Regions from separate parts of the Homo sapiens genome. Here region 2 is linked to region 1. A link is a loop called in an ENCODE intact Hi-C map of the cell type or tissue named here. Cell type or tissue: ascending aorta. All regions are shown on one strand.

Region 1 (8,000 bases):
AAGGCCCAGCACGGCAGGTCTCAGATGTGCTCGCCCTCTGTTTTTCTCGCTCCCCACTGGTGAGTGAGCTGTGGTCTCAGGGACGCCCCTTAGCAGCTGCTTGACCACGGGCAGGTCTTCACTTCTCTGCAGTTCAGTTCCCTCCTCTCAAAACTGGCAAAACAATAGTAACTACTTGATTGGGGTGATATGAGCTAACTAAATGAGTTAATTTCTATAAAGTCCTGACAACAATATTGGCATACAGCAAATGTCAGGATGATTTTAGCTCTTCTTGTTATAATTACAGATCTGACTGAATAAATCTAAAGTCCAGAGGCTGGAGGAACAGGTGGGTCAGGAAGCAGTTATGGGAGAATAAAGGAAAAGATTTCCGGAACTCTTTCAGAGCACACACAGAACAGCAGGCCACAGCTTTTCCCGGGGCTCAGCTTGGCCCCCTGTTAGCCGAGGCGGGTGCACCCCGAGGACCCCATGTGGTTGATCACCTACTTCCCTTCTGAGAGGGCCTTGTTCTGCTGGTCAGCCTCTTAGCTGAACACCCTGAAGGAAAGGTGTAAGGTATAAGGCTCACTCATCTCTCAGTGGGGAGGCCTTTCCTTCAACTCAAATAATTACATGTGGATGCCTCTAGGGGAGCCTCAACATCCGGTTGATAGAATCCCACCAGCTCCATGGCAGTTAATCAAATTCACAAATGTGGATGGGCCACAGAAGACGTCCAGGTGGGTCAGCAAGCCAGCAGTGCTTAGAACCACAAAATACCCTGACCCAAATAGTTACTATAGAAGGCAGAAACACGTTTACACAATTTCAGCCTGCATCTCAGAGGGCATTAAGGGGCCAGAACTTTGATTAAACACAAGTGTAGGCAATTATGAAAAAGCAGCAGTGGGAGAACAAGGGAGTGTTCTTAGAAATAGAAATGGTCCACAGTGGCCCAAATTAAAGCAAAACCCACTAGAGGCGGTGAGTCCCAAAATGGACTCTAAAATCTGAGGCAGGAAAGACTCCACCTGGAGAAATCCTTACGGAGCAGAGCAAGAGTAAAATGTGATGGAAATGGCAGGAAAGAGCGGAGAGAAGGCAGATATAGGATTCCCTCATGCATTTAGTGAGCAAAGATCCACTAGATCCTCCTCAATGGTCTTAGCAAGGGGCATCTAGCAGTGAAGAAAATCAGCTGGGCACGGTGGTGGCACGTGCCTGTCATCCCAGCTACTGGCGAAGCTGAGGTGGGAGGACTGCTTGAACCTGGGAGGTTGAAGCTGCTGCAGGCTATGATCACACCTGTGAAAAGCCACTGCACTTCAGTCTGGGCAACAGAGTGGGGCCCTGTCTCTTAAAAAAAAACCCCTGCTTGCTTGAAGCACATGTTTAGTGAGGGATGAAAGACAATAAGCAAGTCAGGACACATCGAATGAGAGAAAGCGGTCAGGGCTTTGGAAACCTAGAGTGAGGAAGAGGAAAAGAAGGGGTGGGGACGAGGGAGAGAGCTGCAGTCTTAAATAAGGTGGCCAGAAGGAGCCTGCTGTGCAGGGAGCTCTGAGCAGAGAGCTGAAGGCATCAGGGAGCAAGCGGGGAGACGTGGGGGCTGCATTCCAAGCAGGGGGTTGGTGCTGTGGAGACCCGGAGATGGTGGTGGCATTGCGGGGAGGGCTTGAGCTGGGGAGTTTGGGGGGCCACTGTGGGTGGAGAAGGGGAAGTGCTCAGCAGAGGAGGCCCATTTGGGACATCTTAGGACTCTGGGATGGAAAGCCATTGAGGGATTTTCAACAAAGAAGTGACATGACTTTCACTTAATGCTTTAACAAGACCATTCTGGCTGCTGTGTTGTGACTAGATTCCTGGAGGGGTCGGTAAGGGCAGAAGTAGGAAGAAGAGGGAGGACGCGACATGATTCTGGGAGTGACGGTGGTGGCGTGTCCTGGGCTGAGCGTGAGGGAGGTGACGAGAAGTGGCTGCTCTCTGGGTTTTCCTTGTAGGCAAGTCCAGCAGGATTTGCTGACAGTGGGTTTGGATGGAGGAGAAGCAGGGTAGTTGAAGACAAATGAGATTTGGATCTAAGCAACCGAAAGAAAGGCAAAGAAGTTCCCAGCGGACTGCTTTTGTTTGTTTGTTTGTTTTGTTTTTGAGAAGGAGTCTTGCTTTGTCGCCCAGGCTGGAGTGCAGTGGCACAATCTCGGCTCACTGCAACCTCCGCCTACTGGGTTCAAGCGATTCTCCTGCCTCATCCTCCCGAGTAGATGGGATTACAGGCACGCGCCACTAAGCCTAGCTAATTTTTGTATTTTTAGTAGAAATGGGGTTTCACCATGTTGGCGAGGATGGTCTCTATCTCTTGACCTTGTGATCTGCCTGCCTCGGCCTCCCAATGTGCTGGGATTACAGGCGTGAGCCCCCCCCGCACCCAGCCTGCGGACTATTTTTTTATGGGGGGGGGGGGGGAATCAGGAGTTTGCCCTTTGTGTTTTCAATTTAAGATTCGGCATTTGGGAGGAGCTGTCTGGTGGACTACAGGAAAGGCGAGTGTGGAGCTGGTGTGAGAAGCTGGCTGGGAGAGGGCTGTTCCTTGGTGACTCACGGGCGGAAAGGTGGCCTTTAAACAGTGAGGGTGGGTGAAGTCATCGGGGCAGGAGCGTGCCTCCAGAGGGCCAGGGACTGTGCCTGAAGCTGGGCTCTCCTGGGCTACAGGGGCTGCGAGGGAGGCTTGAGGGGCTGGGGAGCGAGGGGCAGGCTGAGACCCTCCTGTGGGAAAGCATTGCAAGCTGGGAATGTTTAGCGGTGGCCAGTACCTCAGAGTGCAGCAGGGCGAGGCGGAAAAGAGACTGACCATGTCTGAGTGGTTTTGGTGGAGTGCTGGGTAAAGGTGAATGTGTCAGGGTGTGAAGGAGAAATAGGAGCTGTGCGGAAACGGGTGCTGGGAAAGGGGGAGGTTGCTGGGGAAAGAGGTGTGGGGTCCTGAGGGGGCCTTTGAAAGGTAACGTGGAGAATTCCTACTGGATTTGGCCTTCACTGGAATACCCTAGAGGAGGGGGAAGTTGGAGGTGAGGGCGTGGCCGGTGGCTGAGTAGATGGCCTGGGGGGGCCTGGCCCAGAGAGCTCTTGGGAAGGTCTTAGGGCAGGACCAGGGGCCGCGGGGGCAGCAGATGGCACACGGGGGCGGGGTGTCGGAGGCGGCCTGTGCAGATCCCCTGACCCCCTGCCTTCTCAGGGCTACAGAAACAAGGCCGTCATACTTAGAGGTGCTGGGCGGCTGAGGAGTGGAGCGGGTGGGAGGTGCGGGGCTGCAGGGGGATTAGCTCCCAGCAGCCGTGGGTCCCCCTGAGGATGCCGGGGTCATAATGCACAAAGCCACCCTCTCCAAACACCTCCAGCTGCCCAGGCGAGGCGGCGCGCAGGCGGAGAGCAGGAGGGACGCGAGGGTGAGGGGCTGAGCCGGGGGCCAGGGCGTCTTCAAGGCAGCGCTTTAAGGAAAGGGCCATGGAGTTCCAGCTGGGGCAGGACAGGAGGAGCCGGGGACGGAGGTGAGATTAGTGGCCTGAAGCTCCCAGTGAGGCCAGGACTATGGGAGAGAGGGTACGGAGGGCATCAGGGTGCGGGGGGTGGTTAGGGGGTGAGGGCGTGCGACACAGCGTCAGAAAGCGGACGGAAGCTGGGGGTGAGCAGGACTCGGGTGCCGTGAGTGTCTTGGTGACCACTGTGAGCCGGCGAGGTCCACTGGGCCAGACCCTGGCCCGAGGTGGCCCCGGAGCTGTGAGCGGGAGGAAGAGGGAAGGGCGGAGTCTGGAGCCCTCACGCCTTCCGCCTTGTGCGCGGTGCAGGCTGCCGAGAGCCCGGCCGGGCAAGCCTTTCCGCCGTGGTCAGTGACTCGTTTGCACAAGGACTTTTTAGGGAAGAGAGAAGCCAGGCCTTCGCTGTGGGCCTAGCCCCTCAAACCGCAAGCTCTCCCCCTTGGGGTCCTCGTCGTGAACGCCCTTCTCGTCTCCCGCCGGGCTCACTCTTTCGCATTTTGCTGCGAAAGTTTACTGGAAATAGGTCCATTCACTGGTCGATTCAGAGGGACACTAGAAACGCGATGCCCATATCTAACACATCCTGGCCTTTTGAAGAGGGATAAAAAATAATACCCACTAGAGCCCCGTGCCTCCGGAGAGTGGGGCTTCGCATTTGCGCGTCCGAGGCCCGGCAGGGAGAGCTTCTGGGTCCTGGGGGCGCGCACATCCGGCGCGCGCTGTGTCGGGGAGCGGCGCTCTGGGCTGGGCCGGCAGAGGGCGCTGCGGGGCGGCCGTGGAACAAGCAGGGGAGAGCGTCAGGGGACCCAGCACAGCCTGCCTGCTGCGCCCTGCTGCCGGCCGCGCCCTCCTCCGTGCTGCGTTCTCCTGCTCGACGCTGCGTCCTCATCCAACACTGGCACCGCGCGCTCCTTCCAGGGTCGGAGGCCCACAGACCCCTCACGTTCGCTTCTGTCAGGAGTAGCGGCAGAATTTCGATAATTTATGTCTTTGATGGAGACTGGGAAGGTAGCCTGGCCGCTGCGCAGGAGAGCTGCGCGGGGTCCAGGAGGGGAGCGCGGAGTGGGAGCAGTCGACTCGGGCTGCGCAGTGCGTGTCGGCTGTCACGGGACACCGGTGAGGACCCTGCACCCAGAGTCGGGGGTCCAGGCTGTTGCTGGAACAGGAGGCAGCTCGGTGTCCACGGTTCCGCAGGGGGCCGCTGTCTGCTTGGATCTTTCATCAGGTCCCAGGCAGAGGGTGCGCTCTCTACTCAGCTTCACTCCTTGGGACAGAAGTGTGGCTGCTGATCCTGGAGTAGGGAAGGAGAAGGAAGCATTTGCATGATTAAAATATTTTTTTTTATCTTGGTAAAATACACATAACATGAAATGTACCATGTTAACCATTTTTAAGTACTATTTTAATGTACTATTCAGTGACATTAAGTTCATCGAACATTGGTGTGCAATCGTCACCACCATCCATTTACAGAAGTCTTTTCATCTTGAAAGTCTGAAACTTTGTATCTATTGAACAACAATTCCACATTTCCCCCTTCCCCCAGGCCCTGGCAACCACCATTCTACTTTGTCTCTAGGAATTGGACTACTCTAGGTATCTCATATAAGTCTAATGAAACAGCATCTGTCCTTTGTGACTGGCTTATTTCAGGTAGCATAATGACCTCAAGGTTCATCCATGTAGTAGCAAGTGTCAGAATGACCCTCCTTTTTAAGGCTGAATAATATTCCATTGCATGTCTATACCACAATTTGCTTATCTGTTCATCCATCGATGGACACTGGGTTTGGTTCTACCTCTTAGCTGTTGTGAACAATGCTACCATGAACACGGGCGTACAAATATCTGTTTGAAATCCTGCTTTCAGTTCTTTTGTATATATGCCTAGAAATGGAGTTGAGTTGCTGGATCAGATGGTAATCCTGTGTTGAATATTTTGAGGAACGCCATACTGTTTTCCATAGTGACAGTTGCATGATTTTTAAAAAGTGGCTTACTTTCAACACATTTTTTAAGGTAATATTTTGGACCAAATGGTTAATAAGACTGTGGTGACGAGGTGCAAGACTCTGGGAAGATGGCCAAAAGGCACTGTTCTTTTTCATTCTTGTTTTCTGTCCCCAGCCCATGCCCCTGCTGGCAGCCCTGGGCTTGCCATCCATCTGGAAGCTAGGAAGGGCTGAGTCACCCAGCATTCTGGGGCTGGGTGCACCCTTTCTATAGTGTCTTAGGAGGATGCAGAAGTAATGGCTACAGAGCAGCTGCTGAAGGAGGAGGAGGGCTCACGAACTGCTAGAATTTTAAAGGGCTGCAGCCCCTGAAGTCCTGGGCCCTGTTTTACAGATAAGGGAACAAAGACTGCTGCAAGGAGAAGCATGTGGAAGAAGACAGCTCTGAGGATGCAGAGCCCCAAAGGACGTGCTTGCCATTCCTGGAGAGGAATGGCATCAGGGACCCAGGCCACATGCAGTGCGGCCAGGGACAGAGCACCACCTGTGCGTGTGGACATTTCACATTTTTCCTCCATGGAAAAATGTAGGAAACCCTACAGCTTGGGTTTCCTCTGTTACTGAGGCTTCCTCTGTTACTGAGGCTAACTGGGACATTTGTCTATTTAGCATTTATCTACTATGTGTTGAAAGAGAGGCGGGTGGGGGAGAAGATTAGGAAGCCTTTAAACAAAGCTCCAAGTAGAGCTGTCTCGACATGATTCAAAACTGCATCCTTAGATGCTTGGTGGTATAAAGGTCTTGCCAATTCCCATTACAACACATATTGCAACATGCCTTTCTTCTCGTAAATGTCTTCTGAAGGTCACTCCAGCCCCTGCCAGTCCCTCTCCCCTTGACTTTCTGCCAGTGCCCAACTGTGAACCCGTAGAGCCATCTGCTCTCCCCTCCTGCTTACCTGCAACTGATGGCTGGCCAAGAAGATAGGAGAGTTATGCGATTGGTCAAGGACTGGTGTGAGGTCTCCTGCTGTGCTGCACATGGGGCTCGGGTGGGTATGCTCTCCTTCCTCAGGGAACGGCCATTCCACTGTTACCATGCTCCTCCATTCCCTCTCCCCACTGCCCCATCTCAGCCCCTGCTGGCATGCACATCTTTCCCTAGGTTAGAAGAAGATTCCTTCAGCTTCCTGGCCCCAAGCCGACAAATGCCCTTCCCTGCTGTTCTCAGGTCTCTGAATCAAAGGCGCTGTCCTCTCATCCAGGGATAATTTCTCCTTCTCCATCTTGACACCTTCACCTTTTTCCTCTTGGGTACTTTGTTCTTTCCTGTATTTAACTTCTTGCTTTCCCGAGTCCTCAATGTTTCCTTCTTTGACTCTTTCCCCCACAGATTATGAACATGCACAAGCTTAAAACACCAACAGCAACAAAAAAGAGAAAACAAAAATGCCCTCACTGCAAAGCCCGAGTGAGGCCTGTCTCATGCCATGGTTGAGCTTCTTTCTGGCAAGAGAAACTGGCCTATGTCGCTCCCCGTCCAGCCCCTCCGTTAGTCTCTGCAATCTGGCTGCGACTTCTCAAACTCCACCAAAACTGCTCTCCTGTAGGCAGGTGACAGTCACGCCTCTCACCCGTTCTCTTTCTAGAATCTGAAGGTGTGACCTTCCCATTCTTCTGTGACAAACCTGGTGCTGCCCAGCAGAGTGGAAAGAGCATGTTTTTTTTTGTGGTAAGTTCCAACGGCAGCTGCACCAGGTAAGAGCTGTGTGATTTTGGACTCATAACTTACCAGCTCTGAGACTTCTTTTTCTCATCTATAAAATGGGGAAGAGAGCAAGTAACTACACAGAAACTTTGGGAAGACTGAAGAGGCCTTGCCGATGAAGCACGTGGCACCCAGAAAGTGCTTTGATCCCCAGCTCACAGTGATAATGCTTGTGGGTCCGCATGTCCCTTGCTCTTACTTGCAATGTCTGTTCTTCATCAGTCTCTGCAACCACATCTTCTCTCTCTGCACCCACCTCTTATGTATTTTTACCCTACAAACTCTGTAGGAAATGTGTGCTCCACATGGCTCTGCTCTCTGCTAATTTAACAGATGCTCTTTCTGAGTAACTCACACTCCAGGGTTTTTTTTTTATTAATTAATTATTATTATCATTATTTTTACCACCAACCCTGCTCCTTGGTCTCCAGATGAACCTGCCTAACTCCTCACTGCCTAGCAGACAGCAGCTTTGGAATGTCCAGCAGACACAGTCAAGACTGAACTCACTTCCTTCCTGCAGCCTGCTCCTCCGGCCTCTTCCAAGTCTCCACTGGTGATACCACCTTCCGCTCCCTCACAGGGGGTCATGGTGAATGCCTCAGCTCCTTAACCCCCGTTATGGAAGGCCTTTGGAATTCACTCTCCTTTAATGGGTCTCATATTCCCCCCTTTCTTTATTTATATTGGTACTTCCTTAGTTTAATTCATCAAGATCTTGGCCTTTGAAGGAGTTATTTCCTTTCTGCACTGCCTTTCTTTTGTC
Region 2 (8,000 bases), 280 kb after region 1:
CCCCAGGTCGTGTGGCTGAGAACATGTGACTGTACTGGATTTGAGAGTCCAGGTCCCTAACTGCTTTGCTGCACCTTCTCAATTAGAAATAACCTGCAGAGGTTCCAGAACAGAGAGCTTGGCTGAGGCAGAGAGGCGTACTCTGAAGGTTCGGATCTCGTGTTCTTCACTCCAGGCCAGGGACCATCGTGCCCCAGACACAGTGAGGCTGGGCTCTGGAATAGGTCTAGACTGGGTCTGGATCCAGCTCTGTGGAGGGACAGGGTACCTCTGGGCTTGTTGTTCATGCCCTCAATGCGTTGGTGTCTTCATCTGTAGAATGGGGTCTTTATGACATTTAAGGGAGACACTTCATGTGCAGGGCTCAGCACGAAATCTGGGCTTGCGGCGAGACGGAAAAGGAGAATGGGGAGGAGGAGGAAAGGCAATCGTGGCTGCGGGTGTTGGCAGGGCAGGGGGCAGAGTCTGTCTGTCCTCTTGAAATTGCTCCCATTTCTGTGGTCCTAAGAATGTTCAAAGAAAGAAAAATAAGTATTTGCAGACAGGCCCTCAGGAATCTGCTCCCCATGACTTTCTAGTGGCTGCCCTGTCTTTCAGCGCCTTTGGAGCCTGGTGCCCAATTGCTGCTTCTCCTTCACTCTTCCCCTTCTGCCCGCCCTTGCCATCTCTGGGATTGTGGGCTGGCCACTCAGCTGGGTGCCAGGGCTGGTGCTTGGGTTTGTGTGGGGGCCCCAGCACCAGTACTGCACAAATGCAGCCGGGCAACAAGTACTCTGTCCCCTCTCCTGCAGCTCCGCTGAGTGTTATACCCCAGCCCAGGACCATCAGAGGGTGGGACCCTCTGGACCACTCCCTTAAGAGTGACCTGCTGGCTATGGGACATCGGGGCCAGGCCTACCTTCCCGCAAAGTCACAGGGATGTTTCCCACAACTGAGAGGGTTTGGAGCTCTTCCACCCAGCAATCCCTTTGACCTGGAAACCAGGGGGAGAGATTTATGGATCTCCAAGTTAATGAAGCTCAAACACCAGCTGCCTGGGCTTCAGTGGAAGGCATGGCCCTTCGTTCACTTTCTCCATAGCTCTGCCGCTTTCACAGCCAGAGCCAAGATGACCAAATTCCTTACATAACCACAACACTAATTCATCATGTGTGTTTATAATAATGAACACACTTCAAGGCCATTGACAGAAAGCAGCCTCCTGATGGTTGAGTCTCCCTGGTCATGCAGTGCAAAAGCCCATCAGCCAAGCCTCGAGATCCGGGTGAGATGTGACTTATCTTGGGAATGGCTGGCTTTGAAAAATACACACAGAGTGACCCACGGCAGACCCTTAAGCCCTGTTTGCAAGCCCTCATGTATTCTCTGCCTCATTAAAAATGTTGTTTAAAATTGCCGAGGGATAATTAAACAGGCCTGTGGTTGATTTACGGAGGACAAACAGAGCTATGAATGCACAGAAATATTGTGTTGTGGGGGAGGCAATTTATGAAGATAAGGCTAACTGTTGACCAGAGGTTGGCCACAGAAGTGATGTGTCTTGATGATGCTTCAAGTCCACAGAGGCCCAAAGTGTCCAGGTATTACATGTTGACTGCCTGGCCCACATTTTGAGTTTAGTAGCTTTTTAATCTCAATACCCCAACTAACAAATGAAATGAAAGATTGTTGCCCATGCCGCTACCCCACACTCACAGACACATGTTTGGAATTTGAAGTGGAAAACAGGGTGTCTGACTGTGATACTGATGTTGGAGTGGCCCCCACTTCTCAGCACCCAGCCTTGCCTGGCAGCATGGTTGACAATCCCCCAGGTGGTTTTTATGGCAAGTTATAAATCAGAGGGTGTGGGTGCGACTCAGGCACATCTGGGTCCTCATTCTGGGAGTTCTTTGGAGTAGGATGGGGAAGGACATTGTCATTCTCTCTTTGTGTTGATGCTCTTAGTAAGCAAACAAAACACAGAATGTAGCCGAGGCTGCCTTCATAGAGGAGAACCATCCTAGAAGGCAGAGAACATGAGACTTATGAGCCCGTGACCTTCCCTGCCTGGCCAAGCTCCCTGCTGATCCAGGAGCAGCTTCGGTCCATGCCTGGAGTCCTGATGCAGGCCCTGCATCCTGGCAGCTCCTGGAGCTTCCAGCAGCTGAGCCTGGGGCTAGTGTTTTGGGGCCACAGTCTCTGTCCTGTTTGGTCCAGTCCCTCAGTGGTCGGTGGTCACAGGGACACCTACTTCCAGCCACTTTAAAAGATTTGGTCTCCACTGTGTCTGAGAAAGGCTCCTTCTACCCTGAGAGCTGTGTCCTGGAAGCCAGCCTGCACCAGGGCCCTCCTGGACACCTTTGTGCATTTACCCATCACTCCCTTTTGGCCACCTCTTGTCTTCTCAGCTCTGCCCTGAGCATATTTCCATCCCTAACGCCTCCAAACCTGTGACCCACCCCGCAACCACGTGCAGAGTTCCACACTGGAGCCCTGGGACCCGAGTCCTCTGTGCTTGGGCGTGAGGCCAAGCTTCACTTCCTCTGCCTGTGCACTCAGGGTTGCGTACCCTGAGTGCCCCAATAACTTCCAAGGGAAAAAAATTAAATCGAGCTCTAGAAATGACCACAGGTTGCATAGCGTTCATGACACATTTTCCCTGCAGGGTCCTATCTTGAAGGTGCTCCCAATATCATCAGGGTGACCGTGAGAAAATGGCCTGATCCTGGCTTCCTTTGTTGGCTCAAGTCTACCCACTCTTCTGTTCACCACCTTAGAAACTCTGCCCTCCTCAGAAACCCACGCTTCTGCTTCTGTCTTTCTGAATGTCCCTCTGTCCATCTCCAACAACATCCCCACATGTCCCAATTAATGAAACTGCCCTCCTCAGCGTTAGGCTATCACCTTTCCTTCTGTCAGAAACCGCCTCAGAATCTGAGTAACTCTTCCGGGCTCTGAACTCAAAGCTATCCCCAAATCACCACCAAACCTCCCTTTGTTCTAAGGAAGGAAACATTTCACCAGCCTGGTTTGAGTTACTGTGTGTACTTGGAAATATTTGAAATACTCAAAATACTCTTTCCTATAGAATTAAGTTGATTTAAACTGTCCTTGTCTTCAATTTGTCTGAATTGGTAAATTTATTGGATGGGAAAGTTAAAATCAATGACTATGTTTTACACATCCCCCACAACCAAGAAACCCAAATCTTGAAATAAAGTAAATGGTTACTTTATTCTATTTAAGTGTCCCCCAGACTTAAGGTAATCACATACTTGAGGCTTTTACATTTCTGTCTTATTTGTCAGTAATTCTAACCCAAGAGCCATTAAAAAAGTGGAACTTATTGTTTAGCTTGGAAGGGAAAGCTCCTCCTGTTCCGCAAATCACCGAGGCACCTCCCGTCCCGTCTACCGTGTCCCGAGCCTTTACAGCCAGGACCGGGAAAAGTCAGTTTCCTTTTTACATAAATAGGAAAGTCGTACCGCTGTGCATGTGACCCCAGAGACTGGCCTCTGCAGTGCACTCCAATCTGGTAAAAATGTCACTTCTCCCTCTCTCTAAGTTAAAGCATGTGGATGATCCGAACAACACAAGAATAAGCTAGAATGTGAAGCAGAGTCAATCTTATCAGTTAATAAAGTCAAGTTGTTGATTCAGAGAAGATTGGCCCTGAGAGGATTTCAGGAGCAGCAGTGTCATCAGAGCCGAGGCTTCATTTGTGGTTGTTACCACAAACTCTTGGCTGAACCCAGAGGTGGACAAGATTTGGGTATGTCTGCAGGGAAGGAAGCAGTGGTGGTGGAGAGGTATTTATGGGTTTTAAGATTTAAATAAAAGAAAAAACCACATTGTCATCTGAAAGAAGATAAATGGCAAATTGTTGAAGCGACAGGCCCCTAGGGACTAATTACTCTTCCGCAGTAATTCAGGAACTTCACCAGTGACTTACATTGACTTAACATGTCAAATGTCAGTTCTGTGTTATGAAATAAAAATACATGTTCTTTTAGTGTAAACAATACAGAAATGTTCTCAGATGTCCCAAGTTGTTAGTCATGTGGGACAGATTCAGTGCCCTATGATGCATGTCCACGGCTCTGTGCCTGAGGTTACAAAGTGTAACAGGGCAGCTTTATAGTTAAAATCCAAGTAGACACCTTGTTCATCTGGGGGCTGAGGAGCACCCACACCACCCCTCGGAGACATTCATGTTGCACCTTCAGAATGCAAGAGTGATCATGAATAAGTGTTCCTGACACTCCATTCTCCAATCTTCATTCTACTTTGGTTTTGGGGAGGTTGTTGCAGGACATTGATGGGGAGACCGCTGGCCAGCTGTGCCCCTGGTAGGGTTTCAGCCAGTAGCAGGGTGGCAAAGCTTACAGCACTGCGCTACATGGTGTGAGCTGCTTTGGTTTCTCATGGGGTATCACCACAGGTCAAATACAATGTGTCTGCAAACCAGGCCGAGAAGCTGGTGCACAGCTCACACGCTACACATGCTAACTCAATTGAAATAGGCTTTCAGCAACAGGTGCACACTAGTGCTTATTCTACACGAGGCTCCATGCAGGTCATAGAGGGCTAAGGTTCTGTGTTCCGTAGAGCAGGCCCTGTCTTGCTGCTTCTTCTCTGTGGCTTGGCTCAAGGTCTAACAGTTTACAGAAACCCAATCACTGTTGGTTGGCTTGAAGACAGGATCTCTGCCTACAAACTTTTCATAGTTTAGGAGAAAAATCCTATTAATCATCCAAGGTTCAACCAAGAAGAGAGGTCACTCTAAGTATTTATAACAGAGGACTCTCATTGCCCAGGTTATAGGAAGACTTTGAGGCCAGAGCACAGTGACATTGGAGGGAGCCGCAACCCTCCCTGGGTTGAAGGAACTAAGGAGGTAAGTAGTGCTATGGGGCCCAGGTACGAGGTTCACCCTTTGGAAGCTGGCGTCTTGGCTTCCCTGGCAGGAGCTGGACCCTCAGGGAAGTCTGCTGGAGATAGTGCTTAGGTGTGGGGAAAATGGTGATGGAGAAATACCCTGGCTTCCCCCTTCTTACCCCTCTTTTTAGCACCTCTCTCTGGGGTGAATCCCACCAGAAACCAATTGGCACATGAGCCAGGAATGACAGTCTAACAGGCTCAATCCTTCCTTCCCTGAAGCCCATCCCCATAATGCAGAGAGGGAAAGGGCTTGGACTGGCTCTGAGGGCAGACAGGTTCAGGATTGGCACATCTTCCATTGGACAGCATCCCACAGCCTAGGAATAAATTTCCTTTATGTATTTCATTCTCAAAATCCCCACAAAGACCCCGTGAATGGTGCATTTTTACCTCATTTTATGTATGAGAAATGTAAGACCCAGAAGCTTCTGATAAATGACTATAAACTCCCCAGCTAGTGCCCGGCTCAGCAGTACTCACGGTGGGTCTGTAACCCCCATTTCCCTCTTACCCTTGCTCTACGTAAACCTCGAAAGGCTATTTTTCTTCTAAGGACTTATGGGGAGATCTTTCTGCTCATGAAGGTTTTGCATTTTAGATTATTGTTCAAATTGTCTATTTCCCTTTTGATCTCCTGTCTAGTTGTTCTCTCCATGATTCCAAGTGTGGCGTTGATGTTGCCAAGTATTTGTATTGGTCTATTTTTCTCATTATTTATATCAGTTCTGCCCCATGTATTTTGGGGGCTCTGTTAGAAACATATGTTTATAATTGTTATATCTTCTTCACGAGTTGATTCTATTGTTATTATAAAGTGTCCCTGCTTATCTCTGATAACTATTTTTGTTTGAAAGTTTATTTTGTCTGATGTCAGTATGGCCACTCCAGTGTTCTTACAATTGTTTGCATGATTATTTCTTTTCCATTCTTTTACTTTCAGCCCATTTATATCTTTGAATCTAAAGTGTGTCTCCTGTAGCAAACATATAGTTGGATCTTGTTTTTCTTATCCTGTCTGATCTGATAATCTCTGTCTTTTGTGTTGCTTAATCCATTAATATTTAATGTTAATATCCATAGGTTTGGATTTATGTCAGCCATTTTACTTTCTTCTTTATGTCTCATGTCTTTTTTTTGGTCAAGTTTGGCATATAAAGCTGTATATTACAAAACTGGGGTTTTGGAATGCAAAATTTAATAGCATAAAGTATTATTTTGCTTTCTTTCTTTTGTGCGTGAATCTCTTCCAAGGTCTTCTCTAGGAGGAACTCAAACACCTCTTCTCCACCTTGCAAGTCCTGCTGAGTTGCTCTGGGAAGGGGTTAGGAAGGGAGGTAGGGATTCACATGCTTCTGGTAGAAGAGATGAGTTGCAAATAGGGAAATGCCCAGTAGCCCCTCAGCCACCACTCCTCCTTACCTGCATCTCTTCAGATCATTCTCTTCAAGTCATTTCAGGTGCATGAAGACATTGGTATCTGAATGGCCAAGAAATTCTCTTCAGACTTGCCCATCACTGTTCATGGGGACCAGAGGGCAGTTCTCTGTGGATCACAGTCAGTCTAAAGCACCTTCCCCTAAAGCTACCAACATTGAGGCATCAGCCAAGGCTTCCCCACCATGTGCTTTAGTCCACCCCGTGAAAGCCACAGGCTTGTGGCAAATGATAATAGGGAAGCTGATTTGGCAAAGTGGAAAACATGATATTATCAAGTGAATAAAGCAAACTACTAAATTCTACTCCTTGCTGGGACCACCAGGAATAACTAAGAATGCCTGTGGACAGGATTGAGGGGCGGCATGGGTCAGACAATTTTTTTGTCGTAGTTCAGTGGTGATGTGCCTACTGCTTCTCTTTTGTTACATGTCCTTCATTAGTGTCATAATTCTTTTTGGTTTTTGATGTAAGAATCAATTAAAAAAAGAAAAGACAAATTAAGGAAGGGCTGATGGAAAGAAGAGGTGGGGAGGGAAAGAGGTAGAGAGGGAGAGAAGACAAAGAAAGGGAGGTTCGATTTCATTTGGGCTGTAGGAAAAAGCTAATCCCCTCAAGTTTTAAGCCAGCTATAGTTGATGAGTAATAAAGGGAGGTCCAAACCTCATTTATGTTTTAATATTGACTTTGTGTAGTAAAAAGCAGGGAAAAATAGAGTGTCATGGGGAGTTCAAGACCTAAAACGGAGCATCTGAAACATAACCTAAAAAAAGGATACTGTGATTCCAATCCAAGGACTTTAATTTCATACAAGGGAATAGGAAACTGCATGGCCTGTAAAACGTTTTTTACGTTTGGTTATTTGCTCTGAGGAAGGAAGCCGAGGCTCATCTCTGCACCCCGTCCCCTCTGAGCTCTGCAGCGGACGCTGCTGCCGCCGCGCCTGCTCTGCCCGCTGCCCGTGACTCTCCGCAAGGCCTGTGCACTGCCTGTCACAGTCTCCTCTCCTATGATCGCTGCCCTCCCTTGGCTCCCATATCCTCTCTGTCGGAACCTCTGTCCTCTTAGGCCCCATGACCTGTTCTCACCTGATTCCCAAAACCAGCTGAGATGTTTCCAACTCCCTGGAGCCTTCCTGATCTCTGGACCTCATTTTAAAAGAGAAGCTGAATTCCCCACAGTTGTGTTTCTGAAGCTCTCAGACTCTCTCTTCCTAGGAGAAATCATCACCTGTTAGGTTGCGTCCTGGATACCTGTTGGGTGGTTTATGTCAGGTCATCTTAGCTGAGCTGGCCGTTATTCCTCAGAATTGTCTTCTCTGAATAGTTCCAAGGCAGCCTGAAACACATGTTGTGACGCAGAAGGCTGCAGCATGGGAGCAGCCTGACCACTCATAGGTCCGTGCAGGCCGTGTGCCTGACCCCCTGGCTCACCTGGTCAGCGTGGGGCAACTGCTGGTGGCCACTTTCGGGTCCTGCTGTGGCCCCCGCTCTGGCCTCTCCTACTAGAGATCAAAGCAGTTTCAGTTGGTCCTTGCGGGTCCTGTGCAGCCGCGGGGGCCACTTGGTCTTTCTTCCTACACTTGACATCTGTCATCCTCCTTGAATGCTTGCCCTGTCTTACAGGCTCTGGGCCACAGCCTC

Evidence for each region. A loop is a pair of places that touch in the nucleus more often than their neighbours do. Peaks named below come from ENCODE experiments on the same cell type or tissue, not always from the same donor. Only the 100,000 strongest peaks of a DNase experiment are listed, where the experiment ranks them.
Region 2: a loop joins it to region 1, with 3 times the contacts of the local background. A loop is called at or near these places in 3 of 110 quality-filtered maps.

The regions. Positions count from the first base shown.
Region 1 is chr10:43,685,969-43,693,968 of GRCh38, forward strand. It overlaps LOC124902417 (a long non-coding RNA gene), which reads left to right and starts at 4,212. Exons shown (of 2, transcript XR_007062133.1): 1 at 4,212-6,518; 2 at 7,116-8,000. RefSeq lists a silencer at 4,197-4,296. In ascending aorta, CTCF peaks have their summits at 4,251 (motif pointing right), 4,450, 4,700 and 5,653; DNase peaks (open chromatin) are centred at 3,761, 4,263, 4,667 and 5,677; H3K4me3 peaks cover 1,518 bases; H3K27ac peaks cover 1,263 bases.
Region 2 is chr10:43,961,836-43,969,835 of GRCh38, forward strand. The region is part of intron 4 of LINC00841 (long intergenic non-protein coding RNA 841); the gene reads left to right. Among named protein-coding and RNA genes, the nearest start is that of LINC02659, 53 kb to the left of the region's middle. In ascending aorta, no CTCF peak of the experiment used is centred here; DNase peaks (open chromatin) are centred at 2,456, 3,426 and 4,096; H3K27ac peaks cover 4,188 bases.